2 separate regions of the Homo sapiens genome follow, and region 2 is linked to region 1. A link is an interaction called in ENCODE POLR2A ChIA-PET data of the cell type or tissue named here. Cell type or tissue: GM12878. All regions are shown on one strand. Links, peaks and the distances in the headings refer to the core of each region. The heading gives the core; the rest is flanking DNA. Region 1 overlaps LIMK2 (LIM domain kinase 2). Region 2 overlaps LOC107985541 (a long non-coding RNA gene).

Region 1 (8,327 bases), core at 144-8,143:
GAAGGCATGTAGTGCCTTTGAGCCTTGGAGCTGGGAGGTCAATATGGTTTTTTGATTTTTTTGTAGGGGGTGGGGAGGAAGAGTCTTGCTCTGTTGCCCATGCTGGAGTACAGTGGCGCGATCCAGACTCACTGTACCCTCCACCTCCCAGGTTCAAGTGAATCTTCTGCCTCAGCTTCCTGAGTAGCTGGGACTACAGGCAAGTGCTACCACGCCCAGCTAATTTTTTGTATTTTTATTAGAGACGGGGTCTTACCATGTTGCCCAGGCTGGTCTCAAACTCCTGAGCTCAGGCAGTCCACCCGCCTTGGACTCCCAAAATGCTAGGATTATAGGCGTGAGCCACCATGCCCAGCCAAGTATGGCTTTTTTATAGATGAGGAGACAGGCCCAGAAATGACAAGGTTCCATAGCTAAATGAGCAGTGGTGGTCAGAGTTCATATTTTCCAACTTCAAGTTTAGTGCTTCCTCCTCTCTGTAGCACAAAAAGCAGAATGAAGTTGACTATGGAGTCTGAGAAGGAAGTGGGACTTAAACTTTCACTTGTTATTCCATTCAAACCATGTTCTGAGACACCTCAGATTCCTCGTGTAACCGGAGAATCGATAACAAATCAAATATTTACTGAGTGCCTGTGATGTCTGTGGCACTGGGCAGGACCAAGTTTTACCTCTTATAAATTTTAACAGGTGTTAGAGCCAGGAGAGAGTTTTGAGATAATGTATAGTCTCCTTGTTTTACCTATGAAGAAACTGAGGCTCAGGGAAAAAAAACGGAGTTGTCCAGGGTCACTCAACTAGTGGTAGAGCCAGAACCAAGGTAAGACTTCTGCAGTGTTCTTTCCAGTATTCCAGGCTGCTTAAGACGTACAGGGTCTGGCACATGGTAAGCCCTTAATAAGTATTTGTGGAAATGAGTTATATATAGTTTGTGCCTCTGAGAAACTTACTGTCTAGTTAAGGTAATTAAGGCAAAAAACAAAACTGCCATGCTGATCAGTAGTGGGATTGCGCCTGTGAAAAGCCACCGCACTCCAGCCTGGGCTACATAGCAAGATCCCCATCTCTTAAAAAAAAGAAAAAAATTGATAAGACAAGCTGTTATAAGGCTTGCGTATGATAACATTATAGAATTTCAAAGATGAGGGAGAATTCTCTTCAAACATTTATTCCACAAATATATATTGAGTTCCTGCTATGTGCTAAACTCTTTTGGCCCCTAGGGATACAGCAAGGAACAAGATAGACCAAATCCCTTCCCTCATGTAGTGTATGTTCTGGTGGGGAGAGATAGACAGCAAGTAAATGTATGAACATCATATTCAGGGATAAATCCATTGAAGAGAAGTGAAGTAGGGTAAGGGGATAGAAGAAGTGAGTTGTCAGGGAATGTGTTTGGCATGTTTAAAGAATAGCAGGGTATCCAGGGTGGCCATCAGTTTTGGTTAGGGAATACTTCTTGAAGTGGGTAAGACTTGAGAAATCTTAAATAGGCTTAAAGAAGGTGGGGAAGATGATATCTTAGTAGGGAAGAAACTTTGGGAGTAGGAGACAAAAGTAGGCAAGTTTCAGGTCTTCATAAAGGGTAGCAAATACGTGTGGTAGAGGCAAGGATTGGGAGGTGGAAGATTCATAGGAAGTGGAAGGTACAGCTGAGAATGTGGGTGCAACCGGACTAGAGGGTTTAATGCCAGGCTGAGGATTTTGGAAGTTTCTAGTCTACAGTAGGCACCGTAGGTTTAGAGAAAGGAAGACTCATGATGTGGGCACAGGGCCACCAATCTGGAGGTGGGTATAGTGGGCCCTGAGATGAGGTCTTAGTGGTAGCAATGAAGAAGGCACCAACCAATAAAAGATGCCTCCTGACATAGGCAGGCCAGGGTGACTTGGATGGTCCTGGATATGTGATGGAGCAGGGTAGGGTCCAAAATGACCACAAGATTTCAAAACTAAATAAAAATCCGTCATGATCAAGGGGCTGTATTAGGCTTTCCACATTCATGGTGGATTTTCTGCATCTTCTGGAGGCTGAGCTGATTCCCAGAACAGGGCTGCCTTCTTGTTAGTGTAACCTTGAGCGGGTCTGATAGGGCCCACCATCACACACATCTCATTTCAATGAGAGGACCTGAAACTGTAGCAGTCTCTTACAAGTCTACCTTCTTTCTCATCCTTTATCTATTTTTATATAGTAGAAAGAATTAGACTATTTTACCTATTAATTTACATTGAATAGTAACTAGAACATGAAACCAATGCCTGGTTTCATTAAAGTGTTCCTTGAACATTCTTTCTGGGATTCTTTTTTATCATGTCTTTCTGCCTGTAATTTGTTTTGTCCAGGAAAGAAAGTCTAAAATGTAGTTAAAGACAGGCTTTGAGCCAGGTGCAGTGGCTCACGCCTGTAATCCCAGCACTTTGGGAGGCTGAGGTGGGTGGATCACAAGGTCAGGAGTTCAAACCAGTCTGGCCAAGATGGTGAAACCCCATCTCTACTAAAATACAAAAATTAGCCGGGCATGGGGGCAGGTGCCTGTAATCCCAGCTACTCGGGAGGCTGAGGCAGAGAATTGCTTGAACCTGGGAGGCAGAGGTTGCAGTGAGCCGAGGTTGCACCACCGCACTCCAGCCTGGGTGACAGAGCGAGACTCCGTCTCAGAAAAAAAAAAAAAGACAGGCTTTGGAGACTAGACCTGTGGTCTAATCCCAGCTCAAACATTTATTAGCTGAGTATTTCAGTTTCCTCTTCCGTAAAATGAGAACAATAATAGTTCTTTAAGACTAGTCCTGATCTCATGGGATCTTTGTATTCAGTTAGCTCATACTTGCGTAGTGCTTAGGACATTGTCTGGCATAAAGTAGTTTTTTTCCTCTATCATTGACAACTGGCAGAGAACTGCTGTATGAGAATATATCAATTGGTTAACCAGTTCTCTGATAAAGATATTTTTATAGGCCCTCCATAGATAAGAAAATGCCTACTCATTCACAGTTGAGTGAACTTCTGGTTGGAAGTTGCAGTCTGGGTGGCCTGAAAGACATAAGAACCATCTGTCTCATTTGTCACTGCAGTGTATTTTGTTAATGTACTGAGTTTGCCTTGCCTGTAGCACCTGGTTTGTCCCTCTCTGACATGTTATTTCTGTGTATATCCATGTCCTTCACACCCCATGAGTACACACCAAGGGCCCCAGTAATTCCTGGCCTACTCTGTGCCTTGTACATGGGCACATAGAAAAAAGTTTGCTGAGTTTGTTTTGAAAACCTTCCCTTCAGATTTTAGAAGTTTCTGTATTCAGCTTAACCTTTTCCCCAGCCAACTTCCTAGATACACACGCAGGAAGGAAGAGAAGTTAGTCACAAATCGGTCCAACTAAGTGCCTGGCACCATGGGAGATATTTTCACATCTATTACATTATTTCTATTAATCCACTTGGTAATCCTGTAAAGCAGGTGGTATTATCCTCTTTTTAAAGATTAGGAGACAAGCTCAGAGAGGTCAAATAATTTGCCCAAGGACACAGAGGCAAACAGTGACAGATTCAGGTTTCAAACACACATACATTTACCCCTCACAAATTTTTCCAAATAAACCAAAGAAGGGAAGAAGAGAATAACAGCAAGAAGGAAACTTTCTGAGATACCTGTGTCTGTGCCTTAACCTGAAAAAGGAGAGGCCCTTGGTTTGGTGTCAGTCTCTCAGAGCTGGAAGAAATCACTTGATCCCTCCTTTTACAAAAGAACAATCCAAGGTTTAGAGAAGCTCGAAAGCTCTTTTAAAAATCATCTAATCTTTTTTTTTCCTGAGACACTCCTTTTGGTAAAATTTGGTAAGCTAGTGAGGAAGAAAACCCTTTGGGTTACAGGGAGAGTATCTAGAGGCATGTTAATCCTTACTGTTAGTCTTTTTGATAGTCACTTCATTAAAATGTGATCTTTTTCTCTTGGCTTTTCCCCAGCAGCTGCTGCCCTGCCCTTCTGCTTTCTGCTTTGTCCCAGAACAAGTGGGATTTATACACCTGACCCGCCAGTTCCCAAGGGGCCCAGGGGTTACCATACTTGTTTTATGCTGCACTGAATTGGCTGAGTTTTGTTCCTGGTTCTCGTTGTCTGGTGGAACGTGAGAAGCTTCAAAGATTTTTTTAAATGAAAGGATAGGATGTTGATTTAAGCTAGGCATTAGAGTCTCATGAGCTCTCAGTGCTTGAGGATTTCTCACCATTTTGAAGCCTAAAAAGGACTCATTTGCAGAAACCAAGCTCTTAGACCAAATTTAAGGTGAACATTGTGGGGACTGCATTGGCTCTGAGCTGGGATACCAGGCCAACCCTTCCACTGAATAGCTGTGTGTTCTTGAGCAAGTCTCAACTTGTCTGAGGCTGCATAGGGTATTAAAAATATGACTGGCATGGTAGTCTCTGAGCATGGGTTTGAATCCCTCCTGGACCATCTTTCAGTAGCTTTGTGGTGGTTAGGCAAGTCTATTTTCCTTCTTTTTTTTTTGGCGCCTGCCCCAGTGGATTCACATTTGTTTGAGGGCCACATTGCTAATTAAGTTGGGAGAGAGAAGCATTCATAAAGTGAATGTAAAGTGAATGTATTTTATACCAAGATTGAAAAGGTCTTAAAGGTGAGAACCCCTATAATGAGACATTTGTTGCAGTGCTCACCTTACGTTGCACAGTTGCACTTATTAAAAGCAACAAATTCCAATAATAACTGAAAACACAGTTTTCTGTTTATTAAACACCTAATAAGGGTCCTTTATTGTTTGAAGGTACTGTGAACATTTACTTAAATCAAGCTCCTTTTCTGGACTCTTCTTTTTTTTATTTTATTTTATTTTTTTGAGACAGAGTCTGGCTCTGTCGCCCAAGCTGGAGCGCAGTGGCACGATCTCGGCTCACTGCAAGCTCCACCTCCCGGGTTCATGCCATTCTCCTGCTTCAGCCTCCCGAGTAGCTGGGACTACAGGCGCCCATCACCATGCCCGGCTAATTTTTTGTATTTTTTAGTAGAGATAGGGTTTCACCGTGTTAGCCAGGATGGCCTTGATCTCTTGACCTCGTGATCCACCCGCCTCGGCCTCCCAAAGTGCTGGGATTACAGGCGTGAGCCACCACGCCCGGCTCTTTTCTGGACTCTTAACAATCAGTAGCCACTGTTGATAAGTCTGCAAATATGAGAGGTAAACACTATAGAGGGAGAGAATGAACAGCCTGGTACAATGAGATATTTTCTTAAGAAAGAACTTCCCAGGCTGACTGGACTTTGGATTGATCCTCCACTAGGCTTCACAGAAATCCCTAAGACTTTGCATTACAGTATTACATTTCTTTTACATTTCCTAGAATAAAGGTGGTAAGAGAATAGATCAATGAATTTTTAAGACTGTAAGAGAGCTAAAGAAGTCAAGAGTGTTCTCTTGAAGAGGGTCTGGGCGTAGGAGGCTGTGTGCTTTGGGTGAATATCTTTGCTCAGGTACTTCCTAACAGAAAAGCAGTGTGAATGCATAACAGGTAAACTGAGGCCAGGTTTATCCACATGAGACTACTCATAGGTAATCTGGGAGCCAGAACAGTTATTCCAGTGGAATCATCTGTGCTGACCTTTGGAACTTATCTTTGGAAATTGCTTTTATAGCTGGCAGTTGGATCCAAATTTTCAGTTGGGTTCACCACACAAAGGAATGTCTGTTTTGCACCAGGCCCAAGGTTAGGCCCTGGAGATAAGAACATAATAAAGATACAGTTCTTACACCTTAGTTCTCTGAATGGGGTGTGGGGGAGGAGAGTGGAGAGAGAGGGACTGAAGGAGAGAGAAACATATGCAGTGAACTGTAATTAAATAACAAATTATGTAAAATAGGTATAGACAAAATGAAACAAACACTGCCTGATTTTAGGGAACTTTAAAGAAAGGATAGAAATTTGATTAAGGGGCCGGGAGCAGTGGCTCACGCCTGTAATCCCAGCACTTTGGGAGGCCGAGGTGGGCAGACCACCTGAGGTTGGGAGTTTGAGACCAGCCTGACCAACATGGAGAAACTCCGTCTCTACTAAAAATACAAAATTAGCCGGGCGTCGTGGCGCATGCCCACAATCCCAGCTATACTCGGGAGGCTGAGGCAGGAGAATCACTTGAACCTGGGAGGCGGAGGTTGTGGTGAGCCGAGATTGTGCCATTGCACTCCAGCCTGGGCAACAAAAGCAAAACTCTGTTTCAAAAAAAAAAATTTTTTTTTTGATTAAGGGAAAAGATAGAGAAGCTTATACATAGAGAATAACTGGAGGTGTGAATGTCAGGATGCAAGTACATGAATAAAAGTGGCAGGAATAGAAAATAGGTCAAAATGTAACTAGAGCATTCTTTTGTAAGGAATGGTGAGAGAGAAGGGTCCTTTGGGACCACATTGTAAGGACCATTTGCTCTTTCAGTAACTGTTTATTGAAGGATTGTAGCAGACCAGGGGCCAGACATGGTTTGCTAGCCCTTTGGAGGTAGCAAAAGCCAACTTTAATGATGTGTGAGAAGTTTTTGTTCCTGCCCCAGGGCCTTTGCACATGTCCCCCCTCTCCAGTGTTAGCCTTCCTTCCCCCCTTTTTTGCCCCGTTAATTTGTATTCATCCTTTAGAGCTCAGCTTGGAAATTACTTCCTCAAGGAATACTTTGGCCGCCCGCCCTTTTCCTAGTTATGAACTTGATATCTTCGTACCACTTGCCCCAATTATAAATAAATAATAATAATAATTATTATTTTTTGAGACAGAGTCTCGCTCTGTCGCCCAAGCTGGAATGCAGTGGAATGATCTTGGCTCACTGCAACCTCCGCCTACCAGGTTCAAGCAATTCTCTTGCCTCAGCCTCCTGAGTAGCTGGGACTACAGGCGCCCACCACCATGCCTGGCTAATTTTTGTATTTGTAGTAGAGACAAGGTTTCACCATATTGGCCAGGCTGGTCTCGAACTCCTGACCTTGTGATCCACCTGCCTCAGCCTCCCAAAGTGCTGGGATTACAGGCGTGAGCCACTGCGCCCGGCCCTCAATAAATAATTATATTATTGTTTAATATTTGCTTTGTGTTTAATCTCTCTCTTGTTTGCTCCTCTTTCCCCAACACAGTGTCAGATGCATAGTTGGCATGCAATAAATATTTGCTGAAAGAATGACTGAAGCGGGTCCATTGAATTTAGCAATAAGCAGTTACTGTTACTGTTGACCTTGGTGAGACAGTTTCAGAGAAATGGTGGGGGTGGAAGCCAGATTGCAGTGCATTATGCAGAAAGTGGGAAGTGAGGAAATGAGGGCAGCGATGTGTAGACAACTTTTTTTCTTTTTTCTTTTTTTTTGAGTTGGAGTTTCACTCTTGCCCAGGCTGGAGTGCAATGGCGAGATCTCAGCTCACTGCAACCTCTGCCTCCCGGGTTCAAGCCATTCTCCTGCCTCAGCCTCCTGAGTAGCTGGGATTACAGGCATGCACCACCATGCCTGGCTAATTTTGTATTTTTGGTAGAGATGTGGTTTCTCCATGTTGGTCATGGCTGGTCTCAAATTCCCGACCTCAGGTGATCCACCCGCCTCAGCCTCCCAAAGTACTGGGATTACAGGCATGAGCCACCGTGCCCAGCCTCTTTTTTTTTTTTTTTTTTTTTTTTTTTGAGACAGAGTCTCGCTCTGTTGCCCAGGCGTGAGTGCAGTGGCGAGATTACTGCAACCTCCACCTCCTGGGTTCAAGCGATTCTCCTGCCTCAGCTTCCTGAGTAGCTGGGACTACAGGCGTGCACCACCATGCCCAGCCAATTTTTGTAGTTTTAGTAGAGGTGGGGTTTTACCATGTTGGCCAGGCTGGTCTCAAACTCCTGACCTCAAGTGATCCACCCACCTTGGCCTCCCAAGACAACTTTTTCATACATGTGGCTGTGAAGGGGAGAAACAAGGATGGTAGCTAGAGGAGAAAAGGATCCAGTGGTTTGGTTTTTTTTAAAATTAGATTTTAAAACTAAATTAGATTTTAAAACTTAACGAGTTTGCATGTCATCCTTGCGCAGGGGCCATGCTAACCTTCTGTGTCTCAGTCCAATTTTAATGTATGTGCTGCTGAAGCGAGAGTACCAGAGGTTTTTTTGATGGCAGTGACTTGAACTTATTTAAAAGATAAGGAGGAGCCAGTGAGGGAGAGGGGTGCTGTAAAGATAACTAAAAGTGCACTTCTTCTAAGAAGTAAGATGGAATGGGATCCAGAACAGGGGTGTCATACCGAGTAGCCCAGCCTTTGTTCCGTGGACACTGGGGAGTCTAACCCAGAGCTGAGATAGCTTGCAGTGT
Region 2 (8,327 bases), core at 328-8,327, 1.8 Mb before region 1:
GTTAATTTTTTTTTTTTTTTGAGATGGCGTCTCACGGTGTTGCCCAGGCTGGAGTGCAGTGGTGCGATCTCGGCTCACTGCAACCTCCACCTCCCGGGTTCACGCCATTCTCCTGCCTCAGCCTCCTGAGTAGCTGGGACTACAGGTGCCCACCACCATGCCCGACTAATTTTTTGTATTTTTAGTAGAGAAGGGGTTTCACCATGTTAGCCAGGATGGGCTCAATCTCCTGACCTCGTGATCCACTCGCCTCGGCCTCCCAAAGTGCTGGGATTACAGGCGTGAGCCACCGCGCCCAGCCTTGTTTTTTTAATTTTTAAAGAAAAGACTCGAGTAAGTCAGGCTCTCAGGGACCCTGCCTGAGTCCCCAGTGGAAATGGTTCGTCTTAGGGCTGCATCATTTGCCCCAGCCAACTTCTTACCAACTGGAGGGTCTCAAGGTGGGCCCCCAGAAGGTCCTGCAGGGCTGGGAGCCCAGAGGACAAATATGGCTAATGGAATCCAGCCTGGACTCTTACATCTGGCACCAGTTCAGCAAGTGAGGATATAAAAAACCAGACATCACCTCATCGCTGTCTCATCAAAAAAGGAGACTTTCTCGCTGCACATTCCTGCAGAGGACAAATTCCTGCTCATGTATTGCTTGGGAGGGAGCAAGAAGAGCAGAGTAGGGAATCTGAGGAGTTCTCCCCTTCTTGGGAATGGGAGAGCAGCCCAGGTCATCACAGCAGCCCTGAGACTGGCCTCTTGGTAACCATGACAACCTCAGCTCCCAGGCACTGTGTGGACATCTGACATGCGGAGACCCTCCTCCACTCCTTCCTACAACTCTGAAGAAGAACCTGGTTCTGCGAGGTGAGGGGGCTTGTCTGAGGTCACTGAGCTGCGGTTGGAACTTGCCCCTGTCTGACGAACTCCCACGCCGATGCTCTCAGCTTCCCAGGAGCCAAGAGGCCTGTGGTCTAAGCGCAGCTCTTCTCAAACTGTGTGAGTGAGCTTGGGCAGGTCTAAGACCCCTCCTGAGTGCTTCAGTATCCCTCTCAGGATGTCCAGAGGAAAACTCCAGGCTGCCCCACCTCTTCCTCCAGGATAGTCTGTCATCAGTTTACACGTTGGGCTTTCCTGGAAAATTTAGAACACAGGGCCTGACAGTGTCAGAAAGATAACTAAAATGAACAAACACAACCCTCACAGTTGCGTTAAGACCAGACAGTCTCTAAAAGCTACAATAGGCGTGGTGGCTCACGCCTATAATCTCAGCACTTTGGGAGGCCGAGGCGTGTGGATCACGAGGTCAGGAGTTCAAGACCAGCCTGGCCAAGATAGTGAAACCCCATCTCTACTAAAAATACAAAAATTAGCTGGGAGTGGTGGCAGGCGCCTGTAGTCCCAGCTACTCGGGAAGCTGAGGCAAAGAACTGCTTGAACCTGGGAGGCAGAGGTTGCAGTGAGCTGAGATCGCACCACGGCACTCCAGCCTGGGTGACAGAGCAAGACTGTCTCACACACACACACACAAAAGCAACAATAGGAAGGTCCCCACAGTTCCAGATCCCCAATGTGCTCTCTCTAGAAACTGATGGCCCCATTGGATCCCCTGGCCCTGCCTGCTCAGCCCACCTGCCTCAGGGTCCTCATGGCTTCTCCTCCTCTGATCCCACCCTGAAGGATATGGGGTCCCCTCATGCCCCTCACCCTGTAGGCTTCTCAGGACTCCTCAGCAGGGCTCCCCAAGGACAATGTAAACAGCAAAACTAGGCTAAGATGTTGGACTCAAGGGAGTGGAGCCTTTGGTGTTTCAGGAGAATCTATAAATCCAGATTTTTATGCTAAATCGCCCAGTCATTTCATGTTGACAACTATAACCCTCATTTGCCATATGATGTTTTTTCTTTTTTTTTTAAGAGACAGGGTCTTGCTCTGTCACCCAGGCTGGAGTGCGGTGGTGCGATCATAGCTCACTGAAGCTTCGAATTCTGGGCTTAAGCCATTCTCCACCTCAGCCTCCTAGTAGCTGGGATTACAGGTGTGTGCCACCATGCCTGGCTAATTTTTTAAAATTTTTTGTAGAGATGAGGGTCTTGTTATATTGCCCAGGCTGGTCTCAAACTCCTGGCCTCAAGTCATCTTCCCGCCTTGGCCTCCCAAAGTGCTGGGATTTCAGGCATGAGCCACCATGCCCTGCCTGCTGTATGATTTCACATCCATTTGCTGTCCCTCCTCTGCTCACCATCTGGAAAGGTGGGGGAACTAACCCTTCAAACTACATTTCCCAAGCTCCTTTGCAAACCGGCGTTGATTAGGTCCAGCCAATGGGAGGCACTGAAGGGAGACTGGCAGATAGAAGAGGCCCGGGTTTTTCCAGCCTTTGGGCAGTGGCTGGGTCTTCTCCAAACTTACAATTCCCTCCAGATAGACCTCTGTGGTCCCAGGCCATGGGTTTGGGTAACCCACCTCTGTCCAGCCTCCTGTTTGGCTTTCCAAAATTTCCCCCATTGGACCCCCTAAAGTGGGTTCTGTTTTTCTGACTGATAGGGCAACTAACTCAAATCCTCTTTTTTTTTTTCCATATTTAAAATGGCTGTGTAAGGCCGGGCATGGTGGCTCACGCCTGTAATCCCAGCACTTTGGGAGGCCGACGCCTGTGGATCACTTGAGGTCAGGAGTTCGAGACCAGCCTGGCCAACATGGCGAAACCTCATCTCTACTAAAAATACAAAAATTAGCCGGGTGTGGTGGTGCATGCCTGTGATCCCAGCTACTTGGGAGGCTAAGGCAGGAGAATTACTTGAACCCGGGAGGCAGAGGTTGCCATGAGCCAAGATCACACCACTGCATGCCAGCCTGGGCTTACAGAGCAAGACCCTGTCTCAAAAAAAAAAAAAAAAAAAAAAAAAAAAGATGGGCAAGGAAAAGAAAAAAAATCTATACACAAAACTGCCCATTTTTACCATTTTAAGTGTACAGGCCAGTGGTATTAATTATATTCAAAATATTGCACAATCATTACTACTATTTCCAAATCAAATCCCTTTAATGTCCTCTGTGGTTCTGCAGGCCTGTGGATGCCTGCTTGCCACCTCTGATTTGCAGATGGCAAAGATCCCCAGCCAGGTGCAGTAGCTCATGCCTGTAATCCCAGTAATCCCTACAGTTTAAGAGGCTGAAGCAGGAGGATCACTTGAGGCCAGGAGTTCAAGGCAAAGATTCTCTCATGCATTCTCTCCCCAGAGCATCCCAAATCCCATGAAGTTAATGGGGAGAGGGATGATCACCCTAATTTCATAGAGGAGGGAACTGGATTCAGGCAGACCCAGGGCTCCTATGTAAGAGGGGAACCCCAAAGGCCTGGTTCCTAGCCCTGTGCTCTGTCTGTGCCCCACCCAGCCTCCTGGTAGCCTCCTCCCCACCCTCCAAACCTGTGCACATATTCACTGCTGCCCTGCCCTCCACCAAAGCTACCCTGGGCAACAGGGTGGAGGTGGGAGTCCTGGTTTCCTATTGGACATCATAAGACTGGACACCAATAAGAGTAACAACAACAGGGCTGGGCGTGGTGGCTCACGCCTGTAATCCCAGCACTTTGGGAGGCCAAGGTGGGCGGATCACCTGAGGTTGGGAGATCAAGACCATCCTGGCTAACACGGTGAAACGCTGTCTCTATGCAAAATACAAAAAAATAGCTGGGCGTGGTGGCACATGCCTGTAATCCCAGCTACTCAGGAGGCTGAGGCAGGAGAATTGCTTGAACCTGGGAGGCAGAAGTTGCGGTGAGACGAGATTGTGCCACTGCACCTTAACCTGGGCAACAAGAGCGAAACTCTGTCTCAAGAAAAAAAAAAAAAAAGAGTAACAACAACAATCCCCCAAATATTTATGCACACAGGGGAAGGGACTGGGTCAGAGCCCTGAGCACAGGCCCCAAGGGTCTTGTGTCTCTGCTTTTCAGGGGTCACAGGGAAGTCTAGGGTGGTGGAAAAGCCCGGAGCCTCCCTAACTATAACACTCCAGTCACCACTTCTGGAGCGCTTACTGCATTCTCCAAGCAATTCCAGGTACTGTCTCTTAATCTTCAGAGAAAAGAGGCTGCTCGGGGAGCTATTATGCCCACTCGGTTCCCAGCAGAAAGGGGTGGAGCCAGCATCCCTGCCCTGCCCTGCCGTGATGTGCCCTGTGTGCCCCGCCTGCCCAGTGCCTCCTCACTCTGGCCCCTGCCTTTGCTGGGCTTGTTTCCCCACACTGGGCCCGTTCTGTGAGGAATAATGAAAGCAAGTGTCAGACTGCCTGAAGGGAGGCCCCCTCAGCCCAAAGCAGCCCTTCACCATTGTAGCCCTGCCGGGCTGTGGGCCTGAGCCCAGCCTCTGCTGCAGCCTGGGGAGCAGATCCAGGCAGGCAGCTCCGTTGAGGAGGCACAGCAACAGCCGGAGGGGACCTGGGACAGGGAGGGGACCCCAGATGGGGAGATGGAGGCCTCTGGTGGCCCGATATCTTTGCCAGGACATGGTGGACCCTGTCCCAAGCCCTGAGCAGCCCCAGGTGAGATGGGCATCCCACAGGCCTGGGTTTAAACCTGGTTCTAAATAACACATGCTGGGTTTGTCTGGGAACACACACACTGCTGAGAAGGACACCTGAGAATCAGATCACCCCGGCTGCTTCCCTAGGAGGATTTGGGTGGCTGGGGACAGAAGAGAAGGGAGATTTTTCACTGTCTACCCTTCGCGCCTTCAGACTTTTGAGCCATTAATAAATAATTCAAAAAATTTAAGCCCTGGTTTGGTAAACCCTTCTAGGAGCTTGTTCTGAAATGGAGGCCATTCCAACAAATGCCAGCTCTGTCACCACTAGCTCTGTGAGTTGCGAAAATCATGTCACCTCTCTGTGCCTCAGTTTCCTCCTCTGTGAAACAGATACTAGAACTTGTCCACTATTCACAAGGTTACGAACGATCAAGATTTGGTCATCTGACCAGGCATGGTGGCTCATGCCTGTAATCCTAGCACTTTCGGAGGCTGAGGCAGACAGATCACTTGAGGTCAGGAGTTCGAGACCAGCCTGGCCAACATGGCAAAACCCTGTCTCTACTAAAAATATAAAAAATTAGCTGGGCATGCTGGCACACATCTATGATCCCACCTACTCAGGAGGCTGAGGTGGGGGGATTGCTTGAACCCAGGAGGCAGAGGTTGCAGTGAGCCAAGATCATGCCACTCCAGCCCGGGGAAACAGAGCAAGACTCCATTAAAAAAAAAAAAAAAAAAAAAGGCCGGGCATGGTGGCTCACGCCTGTAATCCCACCACTTTGGGAGGCTGAGGCGGGTGGATCACCTGAGTTTGGGAGTTTGAGACCAGCCTGACCAACATGGAGAAACCTTGTCTCTACTAAAAATACAAAATTAGCCAGCTGTGGTGGCGCATGCCTGTAATCCCAGCTACTCGGGAGGCTGAGGTGGGAGAATCACTTGAACCCCGGGAGGCGGTGGTTGTGGTGAGCTGAGATTGTGCCATTGCGCTCCAGCCTGGGCAACAAGAGCAAAACTCTATCTCAAAAAAAAAAAAAAAAGATTTGGCCCTTCAAAATTCCCCAGTGATCTCCTCTGTACCACAAATGGTGCCAGGCACAGTGGGTGTCAAGGTGAGGACGAGGGGCTTACAGTCTGGTAGAGGAGGTAAACACATGAACAGATGCTTGCAACAAGATGGATGAGTGCCGGACAGGGGAAACTGAGAGAGGCCAGTGGAGGAGCCTAATTCAGCCTGGGACAGGAAGGGCATCAAGGAAGGCTTCCTGGAGGAGGTGATGCCACAGCTGAGTCTTATTTTTTTATTTTTCAAGACAGGGTTTCACTGTCGCTGCCCAGGCTGGAGTACACTGGTGCAATCTCGGCTCACTACAGCCTGACCTCCCAGGCTCAAGTAATCCTCCTGCCTCACCCTCCTGAGTAGCTGGGACTACAGACGCTGACCACCACACCTGGCTAATTTTTGTACTTTTTGTAGAGACAGGGTTTCAATCATGTTGCCCGGGCTGGTCTTGAACTCCTGACCTCAAGTGATCCTCCCACCTCAGGCTCCTAAAATGCTGAGATTACAGGTATGAGCCACTGCACCCAGCCATACAGCTGAGTCTAGAAGGCTATCAGTTTGTTGTTCAATCAGAGGAGAAAGGGAGTCAGGAAAGGGGGCGGTGCGGTGAGCAGCAAGAGCGAAGGCCAGAGCGGGGATGCAATGCTGCTTCCAGATGAGCAGGAAGCAGGCTGGTGCTGAGGGCAGTGCGAAGCTGAGAAAAGGCGTTTGCCATGGACTTGAAAGGATGGCCCGGCTTCAGACCCTGATTCTACCATTTATCAGCTGTGTTACCTTGAGCAAAAATGATGTGACCAGTGCTTACCCTGTAGGGTTGTCGTGAGGATAAAAGCAAGTTAATGCATGTAAGGTGCTTAGAACGGTCCTCTGCAGACCCAGGTGCAGAGTGGCCATCAGGAAGATGCTGGCTAGGCCAGGTGCGGTGGCTCACACCTGTAATCCTAGCACTTTGGGAGCCCGAGGTAGGTGGTTCACCTAAGGTCAGGAGTTCAAGACCAGCCTGGCCAACATGGTGAAACCCCATCTCTACTAAAAATACAAAATTAGCCGGGCATGGTGGCGTGCACCTGTAGTCCCAGCTACTTGGGAGGCTGAGGCAGGAGAATCGCTTGAACCCAGGAGGCAGAGGTTACAGTGAGCTGAGACCCAGCCTGGGTGACAAGAGTGAAACTCCGTCTCAAAAGAAAAAAAAAAAAAGAAGAAGAAGATGATGCTGACTAAATATGTCTGAGTGGATGCACACATGAGCAAACAGGCCACCAAGCTCTCGACAGTTCCACGCCCTCCTTGCAGACACCCAGTGTTGGGGACCACTGTGGCCTCCCCACTTCCTGCTCATGGATCAGACAGATGACCTGGAGGCACAGTGATGACCGCCACCCCCACCCCCACGCTGGCCACAAAATGCCCACCCACAGCCCATGCTCCCACTGTCTGCAGTGGCCTGGACTTGGCAGCCCCTGGGAACCAGGCTTGAGGATGCTGAGCCAGGCCTTGAAGGGAAAAGAGACCCATATTTATTGTCACCCGCTCAAGCTGTGTCTAGCACAGGGATCCACCTGCAATAGCTCAGGTCCGACTCTCCCTATTTTATGGATGGGGCTCAGGGAGGCAAGAGAGTGGCCTGGAAAAAGCCAGCGGTCCTGCCCAAGGCTGTGGGGCTCCAAAGATGGGTGTCTCCAGTACCCATCACCCACCCAGGCCTAGTTCTTTCTTGCTCACCTGGCCTGGTTGCTGGGGTCTCCATTTAGACACATGGAAGGCCCAGTTCCAGGCCAGACATGGTGGTTCACACCTGTAATCCCAGCACTTTGGGAGGCTGAGGTGGGCGGATTACTTGAGGTGAGGAGTTCAAGACCAGCCTGGCCAACATGGCGAAAGCCCCTCTCTACTAAAAATACAAAAATCAGCCAGGCATGGTAGTACACGCCTGTAATCCCAGCTACTTGGGAGGCTGAGGCAGGAGAATCTCTTGAACCCAGGAGGCGGAGGTTGTAGTGAACAAAGATTGTGCCACTGCACTCCAGCCTACGCAACAAAGCAAGACGCCATCTCAAAAAAAAAAAAAAAAAAAAGGAGACTCAGTTCCAAGGCAAAAGACTTGGGAGGCGGTGGGGCCATGTGAAGGAAACTCAGAAGCATGGGTATCAGTGAGGATACCTTCAAGATCATTCAATGTGCAAACAGCAAACCTGAGGCCCAGAGAGGTTCCATAAGCCACTTTAGGCCATCCAGCCCACCCATGGCAGGGCTGGGATGGAACTTTGTCCTTCTTCTCAAGGCACAACCTGCCCTGATGTCCCAGGTGCCTGGTGGTTGGGGACTGGGGGTGTGGTGGGGTGGGGCTGCAGGCTGTGGCCTGAGGCAACCTGTCTGCAAACCAGGACCCAGAAAAGAACAGGCCAGGAGTGGTTTGCAAGCAGTTTTGCTGGAGAGAGCCCAGAGGGAGCCATAAATCAGGCACTGCGGCTACTGGTCAGGAGCAGGGACTAGCATCCAGCAGGGATGCCTGCCCCCCATCTGGGCCCTTCGCCCACCACAGTGACAGGGATGCTGCAGAGGCTGTGGAGGCCCAGGCCAGGTCCCCAGCCCTGCTGCGGCTCTGCAGGTGGAGGAATGCGGGAGGAGATTCTGAGTTGGGCTCAACTGGCTCTCGCCGCAGAGAGAGTAGAACGCCCAGAAAGGCTGGCTGGGGGTGGCCTGTTGACCTTACCCTGCAGCCAGGTGGAAGGAGAGGACAG

Evidence for each region. ChIA-PET counts read pairs that join two places held together with the same protein. Peaks named below come from ENCODE experiments on the same cell type or tissue, not always from the same donor. Only the 100,000 strongest peaks of a DNase experiment are listed, where the experiment ranks them.
Region 2: POLR2A ChIA-PET joins it to region 1 with 6 read pairs; 1 of 35 experiments calls an interaction of 5 or more read pairs at or near these places.

What each region holds. Positions count from the first base shown.
Region 1 is chr22:31,214,740-31,223,066 of GRCh38, forward strand. The region is part of intron 1 of LIMK2 (LIM domain kinase 2); the gene reads left to right. It also overlaps the pseudogene RNU6-1128P. Among named protein-coding and RNA genes, the nearest start is that of LIMK2, 6.6 kb to the left of the region's middle. RefSeq lists an enhancer at 7,121-7,210. In GM12878, for the core only: no CTCF peak of the experiment used is centred there; a DNase peak (open chromatin) is centred at 7,261; H3K4me3 peaks cover 1,837 bases; H3K27ac peaks cover 3,236 bases.
Region 2 is chr22:29,455,685-29,464,011 of GRCh38, forward strand. It overlaps LOC107985541 (a long non-coding RNA gene), which reads right to left. Exons shown (of 4, transcript XR_001755482.2): 3 at 1-1,122. Among named protein-coding and RNA genes, the nearest start is that of RFPL1S, 18 kb to the left of the region's middle. RefSeq lists enhancers at 4,339-4,890, 7,668-8,195, 8,196-8,327. In GM12878, for the core only: no CTCF peak of the experiment used is centred there; a DNase peak (open chromatin) is centred at 2,287.